2 separate regions of the Homo sapiens genome follow, and region 1 is linked to region 2. Evidence: read pairs that join two places in POLR2A ChIA-PET (ENCODE). Cell type or tissue: Panc1. All regions are shown on one strand. Each heading gives the region's core, and the rest is flanking DNA. Links, peaks and the distances in the headings are about the cores only. Region 1 has its middle 120 kb from the start of LINC00244. Region 2 has its middle 40 kb from the start of SHH.

The links. ChIA-PET counts read pairs that join two places held together with the same protein. Peaks named below come from ENCODE experiments on the same cell type or tissue, not always from the same donor. Only the 100,000 strongest peaks of a DNase experiment are listed, where the experiment ranks them.
Region 1: POLR2A ChIA-PET joins it to region 2 with 6 read pairs; 2 of 35 experiments call an interaction of 5 or more read pairs at or near these places.

What each region holds. Positions count from the first base shown.
Region 1 is chr7:156,416,784-156,428,737 of GRCh38, reverse strand. No RefSeq gene overlaps it. Among named protein-coding and RNA genes, the nearest start is that of LINC00244, 120 kb to the left of the region's middle. In Panc1, for the core only: no CTCF peak of the experiment used is centred there; a DNase peak (open chromatin) is centred at 4,633; H3K27me3 peaks cover 1,319 bases.
Region 2 is chr7:155,846,265-155,858,218 of GRCh38, reverse strand. No RefSeq gene overlaps it. Among named protein-coding and RNA genes, the nearest start is that of SHH, 40 kb to the right of the region's middle. RefSeq lists a silencer at 10,133-10,333. In Panc1, for the core only: no CTCF peak of the experiment used is centred there; no DNase peak of the experiment used is centred there.

The DNA.
Region 1 (11,954 bases), core at 2,521-7,520, 570 kb before region 2:
TGCTCTGCATAATGAACGGCTGGGTTCTAGGGGCCCCTTCCTGGTGCTCCTGCCTTTGCTCTGCATAATGAGCTGCTGGGTTCTAGGAGCCCCTTCCTAGTGTTCCTACCTTTGCTCTGCAGAATGAGCGCTGGATTCTGGGAGCCCCTTCCTGGTGTTCCCGCCTTTGCTCTGCATGTCTATAGTCTACACAGAAGTCATATTGGTGACTTTAAAATGTGACTCAGATCTTGTCATTCTTTTGCTTAAAAGACTTTAGTTGCTTTCTATGGCATTTCCAATCTGAGCTCCCAGCCATTTTCTGTGTGGCTCTGAGCTCCCTTCTCCCACTTCTGCAAACTCAGTGGTGTGTCCCCTCATCTGTGGGCTTCTGGAGCCACTTTAGGGCTCACATGCTCCTGGCTCTGCCCTGGCACTTGTGGTTCCCTGGGCTGTGTCTTCCCTGTCTGTGTGCAGCTCCCTCCCTTCCCTCCCTGAGACCCTTTCTCAGGCTGAGCTTCTCTGAAGTCCATCTATAGTGGCTTCCAGCCATCTATGTTCCTTCCACTTCCTTTGTCAGAGCTGGGAAAGTCTGCTTACTTGAAAACCATCAGTGTCTTTTATATTTATGACAGTATCCACAGCAAGCATTTCTAGCCTGAATCTTAGAAGGGGCTCCACGGGTATCTGTTGGTTGAAATAGTCAACGGGATAGGTTACCTCTCTCAGTTGACCTAGGTTATGCTGTGGGCCTGTTGTCAGGTGCTGAGAGCCTGGACTGGCCAGCTACCCCGGGGCCATCTGATGACCTTTACAATTCTTCACTGGAAACCCATTGTTATTATTAAATCTTTATTTCCAGAGATTGTAGGCAGGGGAATAACCATCACGAAGAGGTGGCACCTTAAGTAGTCATCGCTTTAGCAGAAATCTGTCTTTGCGATGGACAGGCTTAACACTGTAGGCGGCCATTTATATTAATGGAATTCAGAGATCAGTATATTAAATAAACTGGCATTCAGCTCCCTGGGATGACACCACTGGGGCTCCTAGATCAATGGAGAGACAGAAATACAAACTCCTACACCGGATTTGGATCGCTTAGCCAGGGCTTGAATATTGATAAAGACATGGCAGCATTTCTTGTGCTGCTATCGCTCTTTAACTGACGGGACTGCCTGAGTTCTCCTTCTGAAACTGGGAACTGAGCATTTTGGATGAAATCCAAATGTCTGGACTTCGACTTAAGTAAGTCCAAGGGGATTCTGTTAGGCAGAAGAAGAACTTTAAGAAAAGATTATCTTTAGCTACGAGTACATCATAGACATCTATCTTAGCTTCAGCGGCATTCATAGCCAACCAATTTTTTCCCTTAGGGTCTGTGTTTCTTTCTTAATGTTTAAGTCCTGACTGACTGAAACCACATAGTTAAATCATCAATGTTTGGCCAAACCAGCTTAGGTTTTGGATAAATTGAAGTGAATTTTTATTGTGCTGGTGCTAGTGACCTGGACTGATGAAGAGAATCTGAACAGTAGAGCTAGACAGGGTCAATTTGCGGAGAAGATTCATGGGGGCAGCAAATGTGTTATGGTTCTGTAAAGTTCAGACACTTTTCCAATCAAGATGTCTTTGGTATTTACCTTATAGTTAATAAGGGGAATAAAAAAATAAAGAATTTGCCAATCCAAAAAAAAAAATAAGGGGAACGGAGGTGGCATAATAAAATGAACACAGACTAATTGCTCAGAAATCTGGGTTCCAAGTCTAGGTCTATCCAAGCTTTGTTACCTTGGACCCAGCACTTATAATGTCTATGATTAATTTCTCTACTTATAAACTTAGGATGCATATAAATGTAAGTATACTCCATCTCATTCTACTCACTCCAAAAAGGATTTGAGGCAGGTTAAGACAAGCAGAAAAATATCATACTATTAAAACGTAACAGCCTGAAACAGGCAGAAAAAACACCATTACTAAGAATTAGTAGTGTGAAAATGGAAGTAGGAAAGTGGTCCTACTTAGTAGAAAAGGCCCATCTTTTGTGGACCAAAAGCCCTACAAAAACATAATATGTCACCTTCAAATTTGACTCAGAGTTTCTTGGAATGCATAAAAAAGTAGAGACATGGTGAGAAGCAACATTTTCATTAGACATGAATAAAACATTTTAGTTCTTTGGAAGAAGGAAATCTTTTCTGAAAACCAAATGCGAAAGGCATTACCTTGGATTTTTCTATCAGGTTTGAGGGTTAGTGTGCAGTGTCACAACAGTAACAAGTGCAACAAGAAATTACTTATTTATATTCTCATTTTTTCCATGAAAGATTTGGAGTGACCGTTTTCATAAAGAGATTTCTTGCAGTGACCCTCAGTAAGACACATTGCTCCAGGAAGCCAACTCTGCAAGAGACCAAGTGACAAGGGTAGGTGCCCCATCTCCTGGTGGGCTGCCTTGTTCTGAGGCTAGAAGTTAGTGTGCTTACAGTGGGGTTATCTCCCACCCCACCTGACCCCATAGGACTATATGTGGCTAATGACAAAGTGGTTCTAGAGAGCAATTTAGAAATTTTAAAGTGCTAAAAGCTGCCAGTGGTTATTTATCCACTATATTATGAAACCTGTCTTATTAGAACTGTTCTTAAAAATACCTACTTCCTGAGTCTTATGAAAATAAATAACTAAAATGGCATACTCTCGCCACAGCACCTGAAGCCCCTGAGACAATCCATACAGGGACATTTATTTCTTACCATTGCCTGTTGGTCATGGAAATCCCTAGCAAGTACATATTTCAGAGTTCAGAATTCCAGGTAATGGCTTTTCCAAAATGAGATTCATAATAGATTTCACAGATAGTCCATTTATTTTTATTTTCTGCTGTTGGAACAGAGGAAGTTTGGTTTACAAAACAAAATTTAGGAAAATGTTAAAAATTCTCTCTAGAACATAAACTTCTTGAGGACAGAGTTATGTGTTTGTTCAGTTCTATCCCTGGTGCAGAGAACAGTGCCTGGCAAAGAATGGAATTCCATAAAGCTTGAACAAATGAGTGATGAAATCTGTAACAGAGAGTTAATACCAGTGAGTATTTGAGATAAAAGTTGTCAACGATATATGATTATCATTATATGAAGACAGAATTATCAAGGGTAAAAACAAAAGTAAATGGTGAAGTGTGATAAACAATCACTTACTCAAACCTACCTGGGTTTCCCCAAAGTTATTAACATGATTGCTTCTAAATATCTATAATTAATATGACTTCCTAATTTTGCATGAATGTCACAAAAAATTGTAATGTCTCTGTAAATATCTGAGGAAGACTCTCCAAGTATGGAAATTTTAAATCCCTACTTGTAAAAATTCTATTAAAATCCTTCAAGTGAATCTTTAGATGACAGATGATTGGCTGTTTGCCTAATTTTTTGTATCTATTTAACTTGATGCCAATGGACACAGGTGTGCAGCTCTCTTCTTCACTTCGAAGCACTAGTGTTTGGCAAAGACAAGAAATTGTTGCATAAGATTTCCCCTCCCCTGCCCTTTTCAGGTTTAGCCTAAAGTGTTTTCAGTGGTTGCATTTGAAACCTTTGTAGGGAGCCAGAATGCTTTTTTTTTTTACATTTTAATCAGACTGTGCTTACAGAAACACCAGTGAATCGGGAACTTGTCTGCAAGTGTGTGTGTGCATATGTATATATGCACACAGACGCATACACAAACACACAACACACAACACAAACAACAAGAATGGGCTTAAAAGAAATGAACAAAACTTGCTCGTTTTAAGAATAACTGAATTTAGAGCAGAACTGGACAAACTTGAGACCCAAAGTCCATAAAAAAAATCAAAGAAACCAAAAATTTGTTCTTTGAAAGGATAAACAAGATTGATACACTGCTAGCTAGATTGACAAGAAAGAGAGAAAATCCAAACCATAAATGACAAAAGTGACATTAAAAGCAATCCCACAGAAATACAAAAAATCCTCAGAGACCATTATAAACATCTTCTATGCACACAAATTTAAAAATCTAGAGGAAATGGATAAATTCCTGGCAACACACAATTTCCCAAGATTGAATCAGGAAGAAATTGAAACCCTGAACAGAACAATATCAAGTTCCAATATTGAACCAATAATAAAAAACCTACCAATCAAAAAACGCTCCAGACCAAATGGATCCATGGCTGAATTCTACCAGACATAAAAAGAGAGCTATTACCAATTTTATGAGTGGTTAGCAATTCTACTGAAATTATTCCAAAGAATTGAAGAGGAAGGACTCCTCTCTAACATTGCTACACAGCTAGCATCACCTTGATGCCAATACCTGGAAAAGACACAATGAGAAAAGAAAAGTACAGGTCAATATCCCTGATGAACATAGGTTCAAAAATTCTTCACAAAATACTAGCAAATCAAATCCAACAACACATCAAAAAGTTAATTCACCACGATCAAGTAGGCTTCATTCCTGGGATGCAAGGTTGGTTCAAATACATAAATCAATAAATGTGTGATTCACCACATAAGCAGAATTAAAAACAAAAACCATACAATCATCTCAATAGACAGGGAAAAAACTTTGGATAAAATTCAACATCTCTTCATGATAAAAACCTTCAAGAAACTTGGCATCAAAGGAACTGACCTCAAAATAATGAGTCATCTATGACAAACCTACAGCCAACATTATACTGAATGGGCAACAACTGGAAACATTCCCCTTGAGAAGTGGAAAAAGACAAGAAGTGGTGAGAATAGGCATGGTACTGGTACAAAAACAGACACATAGAACAATAGAACAGAACAAAGAACCCAGAAATAAAGCTGTACACCTACAGCCATCTGATCTTTGACAAAGTCAACAAAAATAGACAGTGGGGAAAGGACTCCCTATTCAATAAATGGTGCTGGGATAGCTGGCAAGCCATATGCCAAAGAATTAAACTGGACCCCTACCTTTCACCATATACAAAATTTAACTCAAGATGGGCTAATGATTTCAATGTAAGATCTCAAACTATAAGAATCCTTGAGGAAAACCTAGGAAACATCATCTGGACATTGGCCTTGGAAAATAATTTGTGACTATGTCCTCAAAAGCAATTACAATGAAAACAAAAATTGACAAGTGGGACCTAATTAAAGAGCTTCTGTCCAACAAAAGAGACTACCAATTAAGTAAACAGATAACCTACAGAATGGGGAAAATATTAACAAACTATGCATCTAACAATAATATTCAGAATCTATAAGGAACTTAATTCAACAAGCAAAAAACAAATACCCCTATTAAAAAATGAGCAGAAGACAGTAACAGACACTTATCAAAAGAAGACATACAAGCAGCCAATGAACATATGAGAAAAGCCTCCAAATCACTAGTCATCAGAGAAATGCAAATCAAAACCACAATGAGATACCATCTCACACCAGTCAGAACGACTATTATTAAAAAGTCAAAAAACAACAAATGCTGGTGAGGCTGTGGAGAACAGCGAATGCTTACACACTCTTGGTGGGAATGTAAATTAGTTCAGCCACTGTGGAAAGCAGTCTGGAGATTTCTCAAAGAACTTAGAACTAGCATGTGACCCAGCAATCCCATTACTGGGTATATATCCAAAAGAACACAAATCTTTCTACCAAAAAGACACATGTACCTGCCTGTTCATCACAGCACTTTTCATAATAGCAAAGACATGGAGTCAACCTAAATGGTGGATTGGATAAAGATATGTGGTCCATACACAGCACAGAATATTATGCAGCCATAAAAAATATCATGTCCTTTGCAGCAACGTGGCATTATCCTAAGTGAATTAACACAGAAACAGAAAACTAAATACTGCATGTTCTCATGTAAGTGGGAGCTAAACATCAGGTACTTATAGACATAAAGACAGCAACAATAGAAGCTGGGCGCACTACTAGATGGAGGAGGGAAGGAAGGAAGAAAGGGTTGAAAAACGAATTATTGGGTCCTATGCTCAGTCCCTGGGCGGCAGGATCATTCATACCCCAAACTTCAGCATCCTGCAATGTATCCTGGTTGCAAACCTGCCACATGTACCCCCTGAATCTAAAATAAAAGTTGAAAAAAAAGTAAAAAAATATAAAAACAAATAAACAACAAAACATCTTTAATAAATGTAGTTATCTCTCATATTGTTTTTCTGTACCCTTCAAAAGTTTACAAAACGTTTTAGCTATATGTTGAGGCAACTTTAGTTCACAGAACTGACGAGCATATTGGGTTGGTATGGAAGATTCAGAGTTGGCCTAGAGATCAACAGCTGTGTTTCCATTCTACCCATCACATTGTGTGGTCTTGGCCTGTGTGTTCTTATCTCTGGTCCTCAGTTTCCTCGACTGTAGACTGAAGATACTAAAAGGGACAGTCACCCCAACATTCTATGTGTCTGAGTCAAAATCTCAGAGTCTTTCCAAGGTATTAATTGCTATGTGGTGGGAAAATAGTCTTGAGATCACACATGTTTGGAAAATGTTTGGTTAAACAGATAAATTGCAGAACCTCTCAGACATTTTAATAAATTAATACATATTTTGACTCCAAAAGGAAGGTTTGTTGTTTTTTCTCAACTTGTTTGTCCATGGGAGCTCTTATTTCCCCTAATACCTGTTAACAGCTCACTAGACAGCAACATTCTGCAGAATCACTTTGGAAAATGCTAATCTAAGTCAATTCTTTTCTTTTGCTGTTCTCACATATGAAATGAAGCTGTGTACTAGCTCAATGATGAACAAGTTTTTCACAACCAAACCATATTTTATGATTTTCCACACACTTTGAACAATATATTTGGAAAGAATTGTCTGCACAGCACAATGTGTTTGTGAAATAACTGCTGGGCAGCTTCCTTTTGAGTAGATGCATTGTTGGCATTAGGCTTTTGTAATATTAAGAAAGGTTCATTTTGCCCAATTTTCTCCCTTCAGGATTTTCCTGTTGGAAGTCACTTGGTCCAAAGATCTTGACTATTGTTTTCTGGAGGTCTATGTTAGTCCATTTTGTGTTGCTATAACAGAATACCTGAGCCTGGGTATTCTGTATAAAGAAAAGAGGCGTATTTGGCTCATGATTCTGGTGATTGGAAAGTCCAAGATTGGGCAGCTGTGTCTGGTGAGGGTCTCATGTTGCTTCCACTCATAGTGAAAAGAGGAGGGGGAGTAGGCGTGTACAGAGGAATCTCATGGCCAGAGAGGAAGCAAGAGAGAGAAACGGAGGAAGTGAAACTCTTTAACAACCAGCTTTTATGGAAATTAATCAATTCCTGTGAAAGCCAGAACTTACTCCTGAGGGAAGACATTAATCTGTTCATGAGGGATCCACCCCCATGACCAAAACACTGCCCACTCGGCCCCACCTCCAACAATGCCACACTGGGGATCAAATTTCAACATGCGTTCTGGCAGGGACAAACCACATCCAAACTATAGCAAGGTGGGATTGCTTTTTAAACTTTTTAAAACAATGTGGTATATATTCAGGAGTAACTCTACATAACAAACAGAAAAACGTTTAGATTCACATGTTTACCAATGCTTGCAGCATTGGCTTGTCCCAGGCAATCCTGGGAGTTCTAACCTCTGGAGGCTCTTGGAAGCTTTACTGGATGATTTTAAATTAGTGGAAATGATGGACTCCATTAGTCATGCCCCTTGTAAGGATTAATGACCCTCTTCCATGGATAAGTGTGTTCCATGCTGTGGTGGTGTGACTACAGATGGCTTATTAGCAGAAACTCCTTAATAGATCTATTGCTGGGTGAATCTGGAAGCTCTTCTATTTAGAGTTGAGGTTATGGTCAGGGGATCTGCCTGGAAGATCCAGTCAGGGCCTGGAGTTGTATCTTAAATCTGTTTTCTTTGGAGATTCTGAAATACTCAATGATGTTCACTTGATACCAGGGTATTTGAAACATCAGACTTATGAAAGACCCCAGGGAAGAGGTGTCTGGCATGACATTCTCCACACATCTGGCTCCTGTCACCTTCCATACCACCTCCTGCCCCACCTCCCCCTTCAAACCTCAACACAGGTGAGTTCTCTGCATGAGGTACGTCTCTCCCAACACTGAGGACATCCACATGTGGCAACATTTCCTGGCAAAGTCTTTCTCTGCCTCATCCTCATGGTACACCAGACACACAGTAGGTGCTCATTGTAGGCTTTGTTGTAAGAGCAGATAGATTCCTCTTTTAGCAGTTCTTGTAGGAGGTCATTGGATCATTCTTTGATAGGTCCATGATGGAGAGATGATCGCTGTCCAGAGGAATCATCGCTGTCCAAGGCTGGTTGTTTTATGGCCTGGCAATTCTGTGTCTGGATAAAATTCTTTCTTGCTCTAACAAAAATATGTCTCCCTGGAGGTCAATCCCTTGGTCCTTGTTCTGAACTCAGGTTCTACAAAAAGTAAACCCACTTCCATATGACAGTCCTTCAGTCAGTGAAAGCGGTCATCATGCTTACCTTGGTTTTTGCTTGTTTTTTTTTTTTTTTCCGCAATATGAATACTTACAGTGTCTTCACCAGGTTCATCTTACAACACAGTTTCAACATTGCCTCAATATCTCATTTTTCTACTTTTGGGCTTGCAACACAGTGTCTGTACCAAACTGGAATTACCAATGGATGCTGGCCAGTGTTAGCCCCATGGGGCCATTCTGTTCTTGCCTGGACAGAGAAGTGTCATGGGAACAGGCCATACCGGGGCTTCTTTCATGCCCACTTTACATGGTTTCACAATTAACTCACCCAGCATATGTTTACTAAGTGCTTAATATGTGCTTGTTACTGGGTGTGATGCCGAGCAAACAAGGCACAGCCCCGGATGGGGGAATTTAATCACCTGTCCTCTGATGGACTGGATTTAAATGCTGTCATTAAAAAAAACTCTGAATTTTTTTTTTCTGAACATAAATGGCTATCATCAGTTTCCCCTAGATTCTGAACAATGCCACTGAAATTTTGAATCGCAGGACTTTTTATAGACAGTTAGTTTCAGCTGTTTAGAGATTTTTTTTTTAGCCTGTCAATTATTTGTAATGCCACATATTATTTCTCCTCAGCCTTGTCACAGATGCACTTGATGAATGTACTTTGCAGTAGTTTACCCAAATTGTTGATAAGAATATCCGTCAGAACAGGGTCACACATGGAGCCTTCTGGCAGAGCCCTGGAGGCTTCCCTCCGGGAGGGCCTTCATCAATACATGGACCTTCCACACCATTCAGTCCATGATTTATGTTTCCCAGGAGCTTGGTTGAAATTAAGAATTTGATTGGTGGTTTACTCTAATTAGAAACCCAGTTGTTTGTGCAGATTGCTTTTTTGGTTAGTACACTGTGACAAGATGTTGGATCAATCAATGATATACTTTTGCATCTTCTAATAAGTACCTTGTATCTTTGCTCAAATAGAAGTAGAAGCATGACAATTACTCTGGTTAAAAAGAGGAAGCCTTCAGCACTCTCCGTCCAACCCCAGAAGCTTTCAGAGACTCCAAAATTTGTAGAAAACCAGAAATTTTTCCATGGCATGTTGAGAAACTAGAATTAGGTGTCTGAAGAAGAGCTTTTTTACAAGAGATTAATTCTGAAGATCCAGTTATTAATAGATAAACCAAACCACCAAGGTGAAGTTTAGATACTTTCAAATTATAATCGAGCTGGAGAAATGAAAAGCTTTGTGATCATGAAGAAACATAATGTATGCATTTTCCAGCCTAAGAGCTGGATTTGGGAATACACTCAGTCAAATTAGTAAGGAATTCAAAATCCACCCCAGGTAATTTCAGCGGCCTGACTGGGCCCAGTGAGAACTTGTGGTGTCATCACTTTCATCAGACCCTGTTCCTAGCATCAGACGATGAACATCTCAGACAATGAGGAGAGGCATTTGGAGGCTCATGGATTTCTTAATGAAGAGTGTTCAGCTAAACAGAAGTGCAGATTCAAAATGTTCTCACCTCGCCTGACTTCTGTGTTTATGTAATCTTAAATTGCATGGCCTCATTTTCTCTGCTGATCTTCGAGATTGTCTGCCTGTAAGGAACAGGGAGTGCAGGGGGCGAAAAAACATTCACAAGCCTGGAGAGGCCCTTAGTAGAATAAGTCTCACATTTTCTTACATTTTACCAAGGTAAAGAGATTCTTATGCTTTTTTCCTGGCTTTAATGGAGAATTATGGCTGTGCAGTTTGTCAAAAGTAGTATTACCCTCCATTAAGATTAAACTATAGCTCTCAGAGATGACCTTTGAGCTTTGTAATAAATATTTCTGTTGGAAAGTTCCTTCCTCCAGACTGACTATGCTTTTCCACTGTTCATTTCCTTTGCTGACATTTACAATATTTACAATCACATATTTACTTATTTGTTTACATGGGATCGTCTCTCTTCCTCATCGACTCTGAATCTTTTGAGGTCAGGGATTGTGTCTTGTTTTAGATGTCAGTGTGTACTTGGGCCCCTGTAGGTGCCTGACCCAGGGTAGGCACTTAACTTAAAACCAAAATTGGAATTAAAGTTTGTTGTGAAGATCTAAAATCTAAACTTCTTGTATGGCCTCCAAAATTATGTTACTATATCATCTTCAAACATCATGTGGGTGGCTGGATTGGGGAATCTTTTTTTTTTTTTTGAGACAGTTTTGCTCTTGTTGCCCAGGCTGGAGTGCAATGGTATATGATCTCAGCTCACTGCAACCTCTGCCTCCTGGGTTCAAGCGATTCTCCTGCCTCAGCCTCCCGAGTAGCTGGGATTACAGTCATGTTCCACCACACCCAGCTAATTTTGTATTTTTGGTAGAGATGGGGTTTCACCATGTTGGCCAGGCTGGTCTCGAACTCCTGACCTCAGGTGATCCACCTGCCTCGGCCTCCCAAAGTGCTTGGATTACAGGCGTGAGCCACTGCATCTGGCCGGATTGGGGAATCTTTAGGGTCCCTCCATGGGAGATTTTAGAACCAACATGGCTGAGTAAGCATGGCCTCATGTGGCTGACCCCATTCCTTGGTGTTGTGGAGGCTACAAAAGAGGCAAGAGGGTGGCCAATCAGAAGTCCATGATCCAGCTAGGAGGTCTAGATGGACTCACAGCAGACAATTAGTGACCATGATGGGACCATATAGAACCATGGGTTATTTCAAACAGCAGGGACAATCGGATTTTAGGAGAAAGGAGACCACTGAGGCCTGGAGTCTCAGCTGCAGGCTTTGGAGAATGGTTGGTCATGAACTGGTCTCAAACAAGCTTGATTGTGTGCGCCCCAAACCAACTCTCTTGTCAGTTCTGAGTTGAGTGGTTTGTGTCAAAGGGACACAGTGAAGAGCAGGTGGATTGGGCTTCAGATGAGCTTGCCATGGAGAAGGTGATGGCCTGCAGAACCTTGCCTAGTGTGGATCAGACCCCCGCCTGGGTGTGTGTTTGCACTGATGCTGCACCTGCTTGCTGTACATGCACCAGTGCATCTCTCCTGTTCTCTGCTTTCAAAGGACAATAATAAAAAATCTCAGAAGTGGCCAAGCTCTTGACCATTACCTCCACGTTTGGCTCTTCCCCTGAAAGATGAGGACCGTTATGACTTTTGGGGGAGCTCCTGGCTGAGCTGGGAGTAAGAGTACTTGGAGCTGTTGTATGTGCATCAGCCTGGAGCTGTGATGGCTCATGATCGAGAGCCCTGGGGGGGCCCGGCTGGCATGCTCATCCTGGGCCTATTAGCGATGGTCTTCTGCCTGCACAGAGCATGATGCCTGCAGACGCTGCATCTCAGGGTGGCATCCCTGGCCCGTCACATGTGAGCACAGCGATTGGAAATCAGCGGCTCTGATACCCGTCACCTGTGGCTGCAGCAAAACTGTGGGGTTGGTGAAGTTGGCTTTTGGTCTCCAGCTTCCACCTTTTCCTTCCTCTGTACAGGGTACTGATTCACACGGGG
Region 2 (11,954 bases), core at 2,711-7,710:
ACACCCTCACATACACATGGTCAGATACATTCACATATACACTCATACATGCACATAACACATACTCGAACACATTCACACAAGTGTACACTCACACATCCATATGCAGACTCACACGCACACACACTCATACACACTGGCGATTACACAGTGTTTGTCGGGACATCTCACTCCCTTTCCTTCTCCCCTAGACTGCCCTCCATGTTCACTTCTCCCCTGACTTCCCGTGAACGAACGCCTGCAAAGGAAGGAGCATAGTCACTTTTTCCTTCATGTAGGCTGAAGCTCGTCATGATCATTCTGACCCCAATCCAGCTTTGGGCTCAAACCACAGTAACAGCAGCAGCAAAGGTCGAAGATGTACAGACAAGTGATAGAAAAATAAAGTTCTCATCTGTGACCTTCCTTGGGGCTTAGCGTGCACACAAACCACCTGGGGTGTTGTTTAACTGCAGATTCTGATGCAGGAGGTCTGGGTGAGACAAAGATTCCACATTTCCGAGAAGTTCCCAGTGATGCTGCTACTTCTCAGACCACACTTTGAGGAGCAGGTTATAGGATATTTCGGGGTTTGATCCAGATCCAAAGAGTGGAAATTTTTAGAGCACTTTGGGGTGTTGGAGCACTATGTACAGCTTTCAAGACTAAAGTGCTTTCAATGCTCAAATGATTACTTGCCAAAATCCTAAGCAACAACAATCACAAACATTATAGCAAGAAGGGACCTTGAAGGTCTTCAAATCTTTTACCCTCACTTAACAGATGGGGGGACTGAGGCCAAGAAAGGCTGCAGGACTTCCTCAAGGTCACACAGACACTCAGCAGCCAAGTCAGTCTCTAGTGCTTATTCCACTGTTGCCCACTGAGGCAGAAGCACCCTCACCCTGCTGTGGATTATCCAGGCATATGTACTGTGGCATTCCTGGGGATAAAGCCTTGTGAGCGATGGAAGTTCACACCGTTTCTTCTAGCCAATATCCCCTGTTCTTACTTTTCATCAAGATTACCCCCCCGTGTTGTGTGACTCTTGACCAGAAGATGACCCACCACTGAGCAATATGTGCACTCCTTTTATAAGTGGAACTTTCCAGACCAAACTAGAAAATGCTGCCAAGAATCAATAACATAAGGAGCCTCAGACATTTCTGTGCCTCCCAGTGTTTTGTACAGTATCTGGACCACGCATGTTGAACTCCTTGTCAAGATTGCAAGATAAGTAAGAAAGACCTCTAAGAGCTTTGGTCAGGTAGGGGCACAGCCAGAGGCATGTTTAGAGAGCCCTGCAACATACAGGAGGGACTTTGGCCCAGCAGGAAGGCAAGGGGCAGTTTGCAGAGGGAGCCAGGAGGTGGAGATGGCCTTGGAGGATGACCAGAAGCCCTCCAGACATAACAGCAGGAACACCAAGAACAAAGACCAGAAAGCATGATGTCACATGGTGAAGGCAGTCATGCAGCACCCTGCAGCTGGCTTAGAATGGGAAGGAACGACTGGCCAGGGAGACCATGGAAAGGTAGGCTTGGGCCAGCTTGCCAGAGATCTTGACGCCATACAAGACTCTAGGTTTGTTCTGTTGGGGGCTCCCACAATTCCCAGTTCTCCCAGGTTATTACTCAGCAAAGTCATGGACTTCTGTGAGAAGATCCAAGTCTAAAGCTAGCAAAAAGTGGCTATTCCTCCTTGGCAGTTTTTTAACTCCCTCTCCAAGAAAAGTAGATGATCTTTACCTTGGAACTGAATGCTCCTAGGAAATATGTTCCTTTTCCTTTTGTTTTCCCAATTCACTCTGTACTAGGGAAGCCCATAATTAGAAGCATGGCACAAGTCTTAGCCTAGGCATAAGCCATGCTGGATTTCAGTCCTGGCTGTGCTGAGCCATGCTAATGGGACAGGGACACAGCCAATGATGTAGCTGGCTACCTTCAGGTATCAGGTACCCTGAGTAGCTTTTATGAGTGCCCCTTACTCTAGTGATACACAAATGCCTCGCACAGATCATACAGAAAATCGAGTAAAAAAGTGTGAAAGGATGGTGAGGATTCAGCTTCAACTGGAAAAGGATACCCAAACTATGTTCTTCCCTAAGAAGATTCAATGGTGTCATTTATATGAGTAACATGGTTAATACATAAATTTAAATAAGCCCTATATTTGAATTTGCACAAAGTATAAATCTGGGGATGATTTTCTTTTTTCAGACTTATTGAGGTATAATTGACTAATAAAAATTGTATGTATTTAAGGCATATAACACAATGTTTGATATACATATACATTATAAAATGACACCACAATTAACATATCATCACTTCATATAGTTACTATTGTATGTGTGTGTGTGATAACACACATATATATGAAACCCACAGCTAATATCATACTCAACAGTGAAAAGTTGAAAGCTTTTTCTATAAAGGAACAAGATAAGGAGGCCTACACTTACCACTTCCATTTAACATAGCACTGGAAGTCCTCGCCAGAGCAATTAGGTAATAAAAAGAAATAATCTAAATCAGAAAGGAAGAAGTTAAATTGTCTCTGTTTGCAGATGACATAATCTCGTATAATGAAAACCCTAAAGACTCTGCCAAAAACAAAACCTGTTACAACTAGAAAACTAATTCAGTAAAGTTGCAGAATACAAAATTAGCAAACAAAAATTAGTAGGTTGGATGAAATCTTCTGAACATGTGTGTTAGGTCCATTTGGTCTATGATGTTGTTCAAATCGACTGTTTCCTGATTTATTTTCTGTCTGGATGATTTATCCATTGTTGAAAGTGTATTAAAGTCCCACTACTGTAATTATATTGCTATTTATTTCTCCTTCCAGTTCTGTTGACATTTACTTTATATATTTAGGTGCTCCAAAATTTGGTGCATAAATAGTTACTGTTGTTATAGCTTCTTGATGAAGTGACTTTTTTATCATTATATAATGACCTTCTTTGTCTCTCCCTTGGTTGCCATTTGCATGCGATTTTTTTTCACCCCTTTACTTCCAGCCAATGCATATTCTTAAAGCTAACATGAGTTTCTTGTAGGCAACATATAGTTAGATCTTATATTTTTATTTATTCAGCCACTGAATGTCTTTTGATGAGAAAATTTAATCCATTTACATTTAAAGTAATTATTAATAGGTAAGAACTCACTATTGCCACTTTGTTAATTGTTTTCTGACTGTTCGGTACTTCCTTTTTCCTTTGTTCTTCTCTTGCTTCTTCCTTTGTGACTTAATAAATTTTTGTAGTGGTTTGCTGTTACTTTTCTCTGTCTGTTGAGTATCTACTATAGGTTTTTGCTTTGTGTTTACTGTGAGTCTTACAGAAAACCTAATTGTGCAAATCTATATGGAACTGATAACAGCTTATCTTCAATCACATACAGAAACTACACTTTCACTTCCCTCCTTACCTTACATGTTTGTGAGTTCACAATTTACATAGTGCAAAATTTTTAGACAGTGTATCCATTAAGGAAATACTGTATAGTTATCTTTAATTTTATTAATTATTTAATTATTAATTATTTAATATTTAAGTAAGCTATAGTTAGCTTTAATATTTTTGCCTTTAACCTTTATATTAGAGTTAAAGGAGATTTACAGACCCATCATTACAGTATTAGAGTATTTGAATTTGACTATATATTGACCTTTACTGCTGAATTTTATATTTTCATATGGTTTATATTAGTAATTAGTATTTTTGTTTCCAATGAAGAACTCCCTTTAGTGTTTCTTGTAAGGTAGGTGCTATGGTTTGGTTTGTCTCACTCACCCACCCACAATTGTCATGTTGAAATTTGACTTCCAGTGTTGGAGGAGGGGCCTAATGGGAGGTGTTTGGATCATGGAGGTGGATTTCTTACAAATGGCTTGGTGTTGCCCTCATGGTAATGAATAAGGTCTTGCTTTATGCGTTCCCATGAAAACTGGTTGTTTAAGGAGAGTCTGGACCTCCCTCCCCTCTCTCTCACCATGTGGTTGCTGCACATGCCAGCTCCTCTTTGCTTTCCACCATGAGTGGAAGCAGCTTGAGGCCCTCACCAGAGCAGATGTTGGTGCCAAGCTTCTTATACAGCCGGCAGAACAGTGAGCCAGAGAAACCTGTTTTTTAAGGAAATGAATTATCCTGCATCAGTTGTTCCTTTATAGCAACACAAACAGACTAACACATGCCACTTTTCTATTGCGGCTTACAAAATTCTCTCTTTGTCTTTGACTTGATAAGTTGATTATAATGTGTCTTGGTGAAAATTTCTTTGGGTTTAACCTGCTTGGGGACTTTTAAGCTTCATGGGTCTAGATGTCCATATCTCTCCCAAGATTTGGGAAGTTTGCAGCAATTATTTTTTAAAATAAGCTTTCTGTTTCTTTCTCTCCGTCTTCTTTTTCTGAGAGTCCAATAATGCACATATTGGGTCCTTTAATGGTGTCCCATAAGTCCCATAGGCTTTCTTTATTCTTTCTTTTTTTTTTTTTTTTTTTGACAGAGTCTCGCTCTGTTGCCCAAACTAGAGCACAGTGGCACAATCGAGGCTCACTGCAACCTCCTCCTTCCTGGTTCAAGCAATTCTCCCACCTCAGCCTCCGGAGTAGCTGAGACTACAGGCATGCACCATCATACCCAGCTAATTTTTGTATTTTTTGGTAGAGATGGATTTTCACCATGTTAGCCAGGCTGATCTAGAGTATTCCCCCCACCTAAGCCTCCCAAAGTGCTGGGATTACAGGCGTGTGCCACTGTACCCGGCCAGCTTTCTTTACTCTTTTTTATTCATTTTCTCTTTCACCTCTAACTGGGCAATTTCCAAAGACACTTCTTCATGTTCACAGATTCTTTCTTCCACTCTGTTGGGAAGGTTGAAACTCCGCATCGCATTTTTCATTTTATTTATTATATTTTTCAGCCCCAGAAGTTGTTTGGTTCTTTTTTATGATTTTTATCTCTTTGTTGAATTTCTTGTTTTATTCATATGTTGTTTTCCTGATTTCATTGAGTTGTTTATCTATGTTCTCCTGTATCTTACTAAGTTTCCTTAAAATAATAATTTTGAATTTCTTTCCAGATAATTCCTAGATCTCCATTTCTTTGTAATCAGTTACTGGAGAATTATTTGTTCTTTTGGTGATGTCATGTTTCCTTAATTTTCCATGTTTTTTGCAGCCTTGTGTTGATGTCTGAGCACTTGAAGAAGCAGTCACCTCTTCCAGACTTCACAGAATAGCTTTGATGAGGAAAGACTTTCACCAGCAGGTGAGCATAAGGTGCCCAGTCGGGTGGGGTGTGGCAGCTCTGGCTTCAAGGAATGCAGTGTGCAGTCTCTATTTACCTCCATCAGCCTCTAGGCTGGAGGAGGCAAAGACCGTGGGGATCCTTGGTGACCAAGGCTGCAAGTGTTTGAAGTGGTGGTGGTGGCAGCAAGGGCTATTGGGATCTTTGGTGACAAAAGCTGCTAGTGTCCTCTTGGGGCACAATATCTTAGGTCTGGGGAGATGGGGTGTAGCAGTGGCTCAGGCCCCAGGGGGTAGGGTAAGCAGCAGCTGGGGATGAAGGTGCATCTCAGTCACTGGCATCTCGGTGTCATGTCAGTGGACCCAGCCCCAGGAAGAGGGGTACCACAGTGACTTGTGTCTTAAGGATGTCAACGCACAGTGGCAACTGAGGCCCCTGGGGTGGTGTAGCACTGTTATGGCTCAGGCTCTAGGAGGGCCTTTCCCCTGCAGGAGATTCCTCTTGGTTCTGGGCCTGGCACAGTCTGCGGGCAGTCATAGCAGTGCTAGATTTGAGGATACAGATGCTCAGAACAGCTACAGAGCCAAGTACGGGACTCAGGGGATTACAGAACTGCTGTGCATCCATGGGTCCTATGGCTTTGGTGCACCTGCTAAGGCACGGCCATGTGCAGACTGCTCACAGAGCTGGGGTCAATGATTCTAGGAGGCACCTCAGTAGCTTGGGCCTGGGGAGATGAGGCATGGCAGTGGCTCAGGCCCCAGGGAGTAGGGTAAGCAGCAGCTCAGCCCTGGGGATGAAGGTGTCAGTGGATGTCAGTGGCATGTCAGTGGCTGCAACCCCGAGAGGAGGGGTGCCACAGCAACTTGGATCCTAAGGCTGTCAGGGCACCGTGGCAATGGAAGCCGCTGGGGTGGTGCAGTGCTGTTGTGGCACAGGCCTAGGAGGGAGAGGGCTGCTGCCACTCATGTCCAGGCATGTCAGAACACCATGGCGGTAAGGCTCCAGGGACAGCAGGGTGCAGCCATGACTAGGGCCCCAGGGGCAGGGTACAGTGCTGGTGACTTCAGTTCCTGGGACGGCTGGGCCTGCAGCAGCCTAGAGCTCAGAGCTCTTTACGTGATTTCAGAGGGTCCTAGTGCCTCTGGTGTGGTTCCTCAAGAACACAGATATCAGCTCCATTTCCAGGATCCGTCTGAAAAGATGATAATGTTTCAGTCTGTGTTCTGCCCTCCTGTTCTTTGCTGAGCTGTGCTGCATAGCAGGAATAATGATTTTTAGTAGGAAAAGTTTGCCCCTTCATTGAAGATTCACACTTTGTGATTTTCTGCCTCAAACTGTTAATACATTTTCCCGGCTGCAGCAGCTTAGCATTTCATCTCGTCATTTTATGATGATGTTGTCCATACCCACATCAGACCTGGAGCCCCAGAAGGACGCTCCCGGTTCTACAAGCCGAGAAGACCCTTTCCAGGTAGCCCCGTGACCTGTTCATGCCAAGTAGGATGCGTCTCCCTGCCACCCTTTGGCGTGGAAGTCGGGGCAGACGTGTTCCCCACGTTTACAATGGGGGAGGGTAGGCATTGTGGGGTGCTTGGTTCCCTGTGATGCTTTTCCTTTACAGAGAACCTTGTAGAAGTGATTGGATTTCACGTGTAGACAGAGAGAAGTTTACAGAGAAGCAATGATGGAAGCAGGGTTCCAGTGAGGTTTCTAAAAACCTGGTGGCACTCTCCCAGACATCGGTCTGGCACTTCCTAGCACCACAGTGAGAGGCTGGACACGGTCCAGATGCCCAGGAAGGCTCTGCCTTGTGTGAGCGCCAGCCCTGCCCTGAATCCCAGAGCCTAATTCTGGACTGTCTTACTTCAGGGACCCTTTCTGAGGTGCCTGCACTCTGTATAGCTCACTCATATAGCCATACGAGTGACTTACCGTTTCTCACAGCAGCTATGCAGAGCCAGTCTCTGCAGTTTCTGCCTCCAGCCCGTCATTCTCCCCTCCTGTCTCCATGGGACTTTGCTCACAATTCCATGCTGTACAGAGCACGTGTTTCTGTTTCCTACCAGGCTGTAGGCTACTCGAGGCCAGGGACTTTGCTTTAAACACCTGCCTGTTATTCTAGTGCTTTGGAGCCTTGAGGAAGCAGATGTTAATCCAGGCGTGTTCTATTGGCTTCCTGAGAACATCGTAGAGGCTGGGGTGAGACCCTTAAAGTAACAAGTGATACAGGCACACTTACTCAACTGGGGCCTGTGGAAGACACATCAGAGGTATAGTAATACACTTTGGAAGCAAGTACTAAAGGGGAGCCCCACAGCTACAATGTGCCTCCCTTAGCAAGATATCAGCTTCCTGCAAAGTCATACACAAGGCACCTTGAAATCAACCAAGCATTAGTTTGAATACAAGTTGGGGCCCTTGTTATTAAAATCCACCCTGTGGACTGTCCCTTGGTAAAGTATAAAACCATTCCCAAGGTGACATCAGCAAGATGGTGGACTAGGAGATCTCAGTGCTTCCCCCCGCCCCACCCACAAAACAACAAAACAACACAAAGACACTACACACCATGGAAACCACGCTGGGATAGCTCCAAGACAGCAGAGAAGCCGCAGAAACCTTGTGGAGAGCAGAAAACAGAGATGCCACTCTGCTCTGCCACCCCATTCCCCCATGGGGAGCAGCTTGGAGCCGAGGAGGGATCCTCTCAGAGAGATTTCTCCCTGCAGGGAAAAGGTGAGCAGGATCCTGGTGGTCTCCATCACCCCTGCAGAACCCACAGCCTCCACCACAGGCACCTCTGTGTTAGTCAGTGAGGCTCTGCACAATGAAGAGAGATGCTCAGAGTCCACACTGCTGCGCTTCCCTGAAAGAAGGGGCCACTGTCATGCCCCCCGCCTGGGGCCTGAGTTGCTGCTGCACCTGCCCCACCCTTCCCCAGAGCCTGGGCTGCTGTGACACCCCCAGCCCTGAGCCCAAGTTACCTCTACCCCCAACTCTTGGGTCCAAGTTACCTCCACCTCCTACCAATGGGTCCAAGTTACCTCCACCTCCCACCCCTGGGCCCAAGTTACATCCACGTCCCACCCCTGAGCCTAAGTTACCTCCACCCCCCACCCCCAGTTCCAAGTTACCTCCACCCCGCCCCCTGGTCCTAGGTTTCCTTGCCCCCTGCCCCTGGGGCCAAGCTGCCACAGGGTTATGTGCACCCCAGGGCTAAGTCACTCTGTGCACCACCATCCCCAGGGCATCACTGCTACTGGATCCACCCCAGAGTGACCTCAGACGGGAGCTGTGGAGACACCAAGGTGCCCAACAGATTAGACAAAAGGCAGATGAGGAAACAGACAGCACCAACTCCCTCTTGAGGGATGATGGAAAGCAAGCACTGTTGCTACACCCAATCCCTGGAGCTGGGTGTGTGGACACGGTGCTCAGGTTGGCTTTCGGTAAGCGGCAGGTGGCTCCCTGTCACAGTGTGTGAGAGCCACCATCTCCTCCCTGCTTGTCTTTAAGTCTTGAGAGCAGTAACCCCACAGGTGTTCTTTATGGTCCACTGGCAGGCCCCAGGCGACAGCTGGAGTTAAGATTCTGGGGCCAGAGGAGTGGAGCCTGTTACAGACACAGACTTTTCTGAATGTGCAAAACCGCACGAGCAGAATCACTCCTGCGGAGGAAGCCACCCGGAAAATCCCATCTCAGAGTAGGAGGGAGGCCAGTGGGACAGCCCCACACTTCCAAGAGTGTCTTTAGGAGGATAACTGCCTTTTTTTTTATCGGATTGACGAGGCACAGTGGGCATTAAGAGTGAACTACGCACCTGTTAAAGGAAGCATATGCCCTCCCAGCCCCTGGGAACAGCTGTGGGACTTGCAACATATCTCCTCCCCTTTAGCTACATCCGTGTCACACCCTGTCCCTTCACCCCTACAACCATAAATCCTTCTGACAGACAGCAGAGAGCCCTGGACTCGGAGTGACGGTGGGAGAGCCAGGACCCCAGGACCGTGGTGGACACGCGAGACCTGTCACATGGGCAGAGGAAGAGAAGACGGGGAGGGGACACTGAGGGATGTGGCAGGAATTCCTGGGGCAACCCTGGTCTTCTGAGCCAAGTAGAAGAGGGGTGGGTCAATGAAAGTGGAGACCCAGGCTGGGTGCAGTGGCTCATGCCTGTAATCCCAGCACCTTGGGAGGCCAAGGCAGGCAGATAACCTGAGGTCAGGAGTTTGAGACCAGCCTGCCCAACATGGCAAAACCCCATCTCTTCTAAAAACACAAAAATAAGCCGGGCATGGCGGCGGGTGCCTGTAATCCCAGCTATTCGGGAGGCTGAGACAGGAGAATCACTTGAACCCAGGAGGCGGAGGTTGCAGTAAGCCGAGATCACACCACTGAACTCCAGCCTGGGCAACAGAGCAAGACTCTCAAAAAGAGAAGGGAAGGGAAGGGAAGGGGAGGGGAGGGGAGGGGAGGGGAGGGGAGGGGAGGGGAGGCAAGGGGAGGGGAGGGGAGGGGAGGCGAGGGGAGGGGAGGGACACACTAAGAGCCCCAGGCCTGGGGGCACCAGAGAATAGGAGACAGGAGGCTGGAGAGCGGGCAGGGAAGGAGGGAGGTGCAGGTCCCCTGCTCTCCCAACATTGAGGGAGGGACTTGTGCCTGTGCAGGCAGCAGGAAAGCTCCAGGCACCTCCTGTTCTTCCCTGAGGCCTCAGGGCCTCCTGCCAGGGCCTTCTTCCCACAGGCCCTTGCAGAGACTCCCTGCAGGACTGCAGAAGCGTGTCCCACACACCTGCCTCCTACCTGAGAAACACCCTCTGTTCCTGAACGCAGAGCCTCACCAGCGGGCGATCTGTCCGCGCTTCCCTGAACACACTCCGTTTTTCCGTTTCCGTGGCTTTAAAGCCTTCCCAGTGCTCAGAGCAGCAGCATCCTCAGCAGCCAAGGCGGGGAAACAACCCAGGTGTCCATCCAGGGACCCATGGGCGAAGAATGCGGCCACACACAGAGGAATGTCATTCTGCCTTCAAAAGGAAGGAAATTCTGACATCCCGCCACAACACCCACAACACGGGTGAGTCTTGAGGACCTTATGCTCCGTGAAGGAAGCCACTCACCAAAGAACAAACGCTGCGTGATTACACTCAGATGAAATATCTAAAATCCAGAGACAGAGAAGGCGGGCTCGAGGTTCTCACGGCTGCGGGGAGGAAGGTGTGGGGAGGTCTTCCCTAATAGGTACAGAGCTGCTGTTTGCGGTGATGAAAAAGGTTTGGAAGTAAATAGTGGGTTTCACAACGTTGTGAATGCAATTAATGCCACGGAGTTGTACACTTAAAAATGGTCTTAAAGGGCAAATTTTGTTATCCATATTTTGCTAAATGTTTCGTAAGTTAATAAAACGATGTAACAAAAACCATTGAATTGTACACATTAAATGGGGGAATTGTATAGTATTGTGAATTATATCTCAATAAAGCTGTTTAAAGGTGAGCACCCTTTCCCAACCCACAAAGACCCACGTGGTCTGGACCCCCACCCTCGCCCTCGGCCCTGCAGTCACGGCTCTCCCCGGGACCTGGGCTCCGTCTCACAGTCTCCTCAGCGAATCTCTGATTGCTCTGCTACATTATAATCAACTCCTTGACATTCGAGACAGTGTTTCCTTCCCCTCTGAGCCCCCCACATCACCCCCCACAGTGTGTCCTTCTTCCCAAGTAAAGATGCGTCAGCCCCTGTGTCGGCAGATGGTGCCCTGAGAGCCAACAGCCAGCCTTGTGGTCTTGTGAAGAGGAACCGCCCGGTCTCCTACCTCACAACCTCTCCACCTCACAACATCTCCAACTCACAACGTCTCCACCTCACGACCTCTCCACCTCACGACCTCTCCACCTCACGACCTCTCCACCTCACGACATCTCCCATCTCACAACGTCTGCCACCTCACAACGTCTCCACCTCACGACCTCTCCACCTCACGACCTCTCCAACTCACAACCTCTCCACCTCACAACGTCTCCACCTCACAACATCTCCCACCTCACAACGTCTCCACCTCACAACATCTCCCACCTCACAACCTCTCCACCTCACAATGTATCCACCTCAAAACGTCTCCACCTCACAACCTCTCCACCTCACAACATCTCCACTTCACATCTCCACCTCACAAGGTCTCCACCTCACAACATCTCCCATCTGGAGACGTCTCCCACTTCACAGGGTCTCTCACCTCACAATGTCTCCACCTCACAACGTCTGCATTTCACAACGTCTCCACGACCAGACACTCTGATATTCTCCAACCCATCCACCTAGTCCACCCAGGTCCAAGACATCTTTCCATGCTTTACTGGTCTCTCTGCTTTCATCCAAGCTCCTGGAATCTGTTCTCAACACAGCTCCAAACTGATCCTGTTAAAGCATAAGTCAGATCATTCTTCTGCCAAAACCCTCCAAGGACCCCACTTCTCTCAGCGTCAGAGCAGAAGTCCCAGAGTGGACTCCAGGGTCCTACAGATTTGCCCCAGCACTTCTCCAACCTCTTCTCCCTCAGCACACCCCTACCAAGCCCACGCTGCCACAGGCCTTTGCATGAACCACCCCTCCTCCCAGAATGCTCCCCCAGAATTCTGCCAGGCTCACTACACACACCCCGGCTTCCCCTTCTGCTCAGTCGGCGTCTTCTCAAAGGTCCCATCCAGATGCCTCAT